Linked DNA regions of Homo sapiens: region 2 is linked to region 1. A link is a loop called in an ENCODE intact Hi-C map of the cell type or tissue named here. Cell type or tissue: sigmoid colon. All regions are shown on one strand. Each heading gives the region's core, and the rest is flanking DNA. Links, peaks and the distances in the headings are about the cores only.

What was found. Hi-C counts contacts between places; a loop is a spot of excess contacts. Peaks named below come from ENCODE experiments on the same cell type or tissue, not always from the same donor. Only the 100,000 strongest peaks of a DNase experiment are listed, where the experiment ranks them.
Region 2: it touches region 1 in a loop (2.3-fold over the local background); 3 of 110 quality-filtered maps call a loop at or near these places.

Annotation. Positions count from the first base shown.
Region 1 is chr11:65,509,476-65,512,383 of GRCh38, reverse strand. No RefSeq gene overlaps it. Among named protein-coding and RNA genes, the nearest start is that of MALAT1, 12 kb to the right of the region's middle. In sigmoid colon, for the core only: a CTCF peak has its summit at 1,430 (motif pointing right); DNase peaks (open chromatin) are centred at 1,433, 1,803 and 2,563; H3K27ac peaks cover 725 bases.
Region 2 is chr11:65,289,529-65,292,436 of GRCh38, reverse strand. It overlaps POLA2 (DNA polymerase alpha 2, accessory subunit), which reads right to left. Exons shown (of 18, transcript NM_002689.4): 13 at 2,565-2,638. Among named protein-coding and RNA genes, the nearest start is that of CDC42EP2, 24 kb to the left of the region's middle. In sigmoid colon, for the core only: no CTCF peak of the experiment used is centred there; DNase peaks (open chromatin) are centred at 116, 366 and 1,506; H3K4me3 peaks cover 817 bases; H3K27ac peaks cover 2,070 bases.

The sequences.
Region 1 (2,908 bases), core at 154-2,653:
CCTTGAGTCCAGGAGTTCAAGACCAGCCTGGATAACAAAGCAAGACACAATCTCTTTTTTGTTGTTGTTGTTTTTTGAGACAGAGTCTTGCTCTGTTGTCCAGGCTGGAGTGCAGTGGTGCGATCTCGGCCTAATGTAGCCTCCACCTCCTGGGTTCAAGCAATGCCTCAGCCTCCCAAATAGCTGGGATTACAGGAGCCAGCCACCACGCCTGGCTAATTTTTGTATATTTTTGGTCTTGCTGTGTTGGCCATGTTGGTCTCAAACTCTTGGCCTCAAGAGATCCACCCTCTGCAGCCTTCCAAAGTACTTGGATTACCGGCGTGAGCCACCATGCCCAGCCACTCTTAATTTTTATTTTTTTTTAAACAGAGTCTCACTCTGGTACCCAGGCTGGAGTGCAGTGACGTGATCTCTACCTCCTGGGTTCAAGTGATTCTCATGTCTCAGCCTCCCGAATAGCTGGGATTACAGATGTGTGCCACTACGCCCAGCTAATTTTTTTGTATTTTTAGTAGAAACAAGGTTTTACCACATTGGCCAGGCTGGTCTCAAACCCCTGACTTCAAGTGTTCTGTCCATTTTGGCCTCCCAAAGTGCTGGGGTTACAGGCGTGAGCCACTGAGACTGGCCTTAATTTTTTTTTTTTTTTTTTTTTGAGATGGAATCTCACTGTTGGCCAGGCTGGAGTGCAATGGCATGATCTCGGCTCACTGCAATCTCTGCCTCGCTGGTTCAAGCAATTCTCCTGCCTCAGCCTCCCGAGTACCTGGGATTACAGGCATGTGCCATCACACTCAGATAATTTTTTTTTAACTTTAAGTCCTGGGATACATGTGTCGAATGTGAGGTTTGTAACATTTTTGTATTTTTGGTAGAGACGAGGAGGTTTCTCCATATTGACTAGGCTGGTCTCGAACTCCTAACCTCAGGTGATCCACCCTCCTCGGCCTCCCAAAGTGCTGGGATTACAGGCATGAGCCACCGCGCCCAGCCCTCAGCCAATATTTTTAAAAATAATTTCATGGTATATCCACACAAGGGAGTATTACTCAGCAATAAAAATGCTTGTTGAGACGGGTGCAGTGGCTCACGCCTGTAATCCCAGCACTTTGGTAGGCTGAGGCAGGTGGATCACCTGAGGTCAGGAGTTCGAGATCAGCCTGGCCAACATGGTGAAACCCTGTCTCTACTAAAAATACAAAAATTAGCCGGGCGTGGTGGTGGGAGCCTGTAATCCCAGCTACTCAGGAGGCTGAGACAGGAGAATTGCTTGAACCCAGGAGGCGGAGGTTGCAGTGAGTGAAGATGGCACCGCTGCATTCCAGCCTGGGTGACAGAGTGAGACTCAGTCTCAAAAAAAAAAAAAAAGTTTGTTGAACAAGTGTATTACAATGTATTCCAAAGCTAACGCATGCAATGCCCAATTTGTTCACTAGATGGCAGCAAGAGCCAAGTCATTTCTAGTTGCTTCCAGGTGGGTCTACTGTGGCTACTCTTGCTTGTCACAGTAAACTGACAGAGCACTGTCCCCAATTAAAGATAGGAAAACAGAGGCGTAAAGAACACTGCTTTGTCAGAGCCAGGTTTCTGGTCTTCCAAATCAACAACCCATGAATGAGAACCCTCCCAGATCTCTTCCCCACACTGTTCCCTTCCCCTAAGTCTGGTAATTTCATCCATTTCCTGAAGTCAGAAGTACTCGGCCCGGGCCAGGTGCAGTGGCTCAAGTCTGTAATCCCAGCACTTTGGAAAGCCGAGGGAGGCGGATCACCTGAGTTCAGGAGTTCGAAACCAGCCTGGCCAACATGGCGGACACCCCCGTCTCTACTAAAAATACAAAAATTAGCTGGGCACCGTCGTGAGTGCCTGTAATCCCAGCTACTCAAGAGGCTGAGGCAGGAGAATAGCGTGAACCTGGGAGGTAGAGGTTGCAGTGAGCTGAGATCGCGCCATTGCACTCCAGCCTGGGCGACAGAACAAGACGCCGTCTCAAAAATAAATAAATAAATAAATAAATAAAATAAAATAAAAATGCAAAAATTAGGCCAGGAGTGGTGGCTCAAGCCTGTAATCCCAGCACTTTGGGAGGCTGAGGCGGGTGGATCACCTGAGGTCGGGAGTTCCAGACCAGCCTGACCAATATGGAGAGACCGCGTCTCTACTAAAAATACAAAACTAGACAGGTATGGTGGCGCATGCCTGTAATCCCAGCTGCTCAGGAGGCTGAGGCAGGAGAATTGCTTGAACCCGGGAGGCAGAGGTTGCAGTGAGCGGAGATCGCGCCATTGCACTCCAGCCTGGGGAACAAGAATGAAACTCCATCTCAAAAAAAAAAAAAACCCCAAACCAAACGAAAACAGCGGATCACGAGGTCAGGAGTTTGAGACCAGCCTGGACAATAGGGTGAAACCCTGTCTCTACTAAAAATACAAAAAAATTAGCCAGGTGTGGTGGCGCACAACTGTAGCCTCAGCTACTCCAGAGGCTGAGGCAGAAGAATTGCTTGAACCCAGGAGGTGGAGGTGGCAGGCAGTGAGCCGAGATTGCACCATTGCACTCCAGCCTGGGTGACAGAGCAAGACTGCTTCTCAAAAAAAAAAAAAAATTAGCCAGGTGTGGTGGCAGGTGTTCCTATAATCCCAGCTACCCCGGGGCTGAGATGGGAGGATCACTTGAGCCTGAGAGGCAGAGGTTGCAGTGAGCCGAGCCTAGATTGTGCCTCTGCATTCCAACCTGAGCTACAAAATGAGACCCTGTATCAAAAACAAAAACAAACCAAATCTCACACAGGTCCATACCAACCAGCCCCTGATCCTCGGTCTGAGGGGCTTGAGAGGGTAGGTTTTGGAGGGGTTGGGGAATGGTGGAGCTGCCCCTTGAACTCAGGATTATCAGGATGATGAAA
Region 2 (2,908 bases), core at 98-2,597, 220 kb after region 1:
GAGGAAATAGCCTTCCTGCTCATGGTTAGAAAGCGCCTATAGAAGGAGGGATCAGAAAAACATCCCAACTATGCTCAGCATTGCACAACCTCGTACGTCACAGCGGGAGGGTCCTCCAGCTGCTCCCGCAAACAGGACGAGAACCGCGGGCTCTGCTCGCTTTCTCTGAGGTGCTTTCTCACTGGCTCTTTTTCTTTTTCTGAGATGGAGTCTTGCTGTGTCGCCCAGGCTGGAGTGCAGTGGTGCGATCTCGGCTCATTGCAACCTCTACCTCCTGGGTTCAAGCAATTCTGCCTCAGCCTCCCGAGTAGCTGAGACTACAAGCACCCACCACCACATCTGGCTAATTTTTGTATTTTTAGTAGAGATGGGGTTTCGCCGTGTTGGCCAGGTTGGTCTTGAATTCCTGACCTCAAGTGATCTGCCCGCCTCAGTCTCCTAAAGTGCTGGGATTATAGGCGTGAGCCCCGTGCTTAGCCTGGCTCTGACTTTTACTAATGATGACTCAGCTTAATGCTCTGCATTTCTGACCTCTCAGGAATACAAAGAAATTCTCTGCCCAAGAACTGTTTATATACTGTTTCTAGAAGGGTGGGGCAGCTCCCCCTGCCCTGTGGCACACACTGGCCATAGATGAAAGTGCCTGGTGGTGCTGGGCTCTCATCCCCAGTGTGACAATGCCTCATCTGTGCTTTATTTCTATCACTGCTGTCAATACCACACGGGGTAAGGAACCAAAAACAGAACCCGACCTCAAACTGAAAGCACCCAGCCAGTGTTAGGGCACTACAACACAGTCCCTGCCTATCCCCAAGGGCTGACAAAAGAACACAGCCCTGCTCCTGTGTTTTGGGGGTCTATCTCCTGAGGAGTTCCAACCACTCTCCAGGCCTGATGAACTTGACCAGGATCACAGCAAATCTGGGGAAGAGGGAAGGCACCTGCATCACCTTCATCTGAGGGAGGCAGGGGAGGAAAGGGCAGAACCAGACATGGTTGTCACTGGCACAACCCAAGTCTCTGATTCTGGGGTGAGTTGGGGGATGTTCTTTATTCCAGCTGTGACATCTACCATCCTGGCCCACACTGCTGGTACAAGAAGGTAATGTTACAACTTATTGATTCTGGGATCAGTTCTCATGGCTAAAAGGCGGAAGGTTAGACATCTTATTTTAAAAACCACCTTTGTGACAGACTCGTTTTTAAATGCTTAGCCTCAGGAATATTTGTATTTTATTAGCTCAGCTACAAGCATGCAGATCTTGTGAGGAGATCTACCACCTATACCAACTTCTTTCAAACCCTGGCACTGGGGAAAAGGGACAGGAATGGAGGATGTCAGATTTCTGAATAACTTTCCACTTCCGGCTTTAGCCTCTTCCTGGAACAGTGACTTTCCTCTCAAATGAGAACTGCACAGCTCTCTCATCACTGCTGTAACCTCTCACAGTTCCTTCCGTTTGGTCTATGGCAAGGATTCAAGGCCCCACCCTCACTGAGAGTTTCTATCACCACCAGCTGTAGCCACTGGCAGCTTCCCACGCACCCTGGGGAAGCACTGACTTGGGAGGAACTTGGGCTTACCCAATACAATCACTTACACAACAAGATGTTTGGGGTCTCACAGGATTTCACTGCGTAAGTCATCAAACACTTCTCAAAACCATCCTGGGAAGATTCCCGTGGAATATTAGTTTATACAAAAGGGAGTGAGAAAAGGAACTAAGTATAGAAGAGAAAGAGCAACCAAAGAGTGAGAGCCGATGCAGCCTTGTCAAGTATGTTTATCTTTGTGTTTTACAGAGATGCCTCTTAACTTGCACTTGAAGTTCAAGGGTTCTAGCTGATCTCGGTAGTTCAAAAGGAAGGAAAGAATAGGAACTGCCATGATTTTTTTTTGGAAAAGGAGTTTTGTTCTTGTTGCCCAGGCTGGAGTGCAATGGTGTGGTCTCGGCTCACTGCAACATCTGCCTCCTGGGTTCAAGAGATTCTCCTGCCTCAGCCTCCGCAGTAGTTGGGATTACAGGCATGTGCCACCACGCCCAGCTAATTTTGTAATTTTAGTAGAGATAGGGTTTCACCATATTGATCAGGCTGGTCTTGAACTCCTGACCTCAGGTGATCCGCCTGCTTTGGCCTCCCAAAGTGCGTGAGCCACCACGCCCAGCTTTTTTTTTTTTTTTTTTTTGAGATGGAGTTGCGCTCTTTTTGCCTAGGCTGGAGTGCAACGGCACGATCTTGGCTCACTGCAACCTCTGCCTCCCAGGTTCAAGTGATTCTCCTGCCTCAGCCTCCCAAGTAGCTGGGATTACAGGTGCCCACCGCCACGCCTGGCTAATTCTGTATTTTTAGTACAGACAGAGTTTTACCATATTGGCCAGGCTGGTCTCAAACTCCTGACCTCAGGTGATGTGCCCGCCTCGGCCTCCCAAAGTGCTGGGATTACAGGTGTGATCCACTGAGCCTGGCCCTGCCACGACTTTTAAGCAGTTTCAGTTTCTTAATGGGAAGCTCTGGAGAAACCTAAGAAGCTTAAGGTTCTGTCCAGTATTTTGAAATCTGACCTTCTTGTGCCTTCAATAATTGTTCGTAGACACTGCTTGAAAATGTCTTCAAATGGACTTGTCAGTAGACAATTCTGCAAGAAAGGAAAGGAGACAGATTTAGACGGCAGATGTTTGGTGTTTATTCACTTGTTTAACATTGTTAGGTGACCCATAGAAGTCAGCTGTTGGGCTAGGAGCTGAAGGAGACGCAAAGATGAAAAAGACATGGTCTTTGTCTTAAGGAGCTAAGTCTAGTCGAAGGGAGGAGAAGAGATGTGGGAATTAACCCTCTTGAATGCAATCTGAGAGAGACTAAAAGAAAGAGTACTTTGAAATATTTTCCATGGAAGGTAAAGTATCGT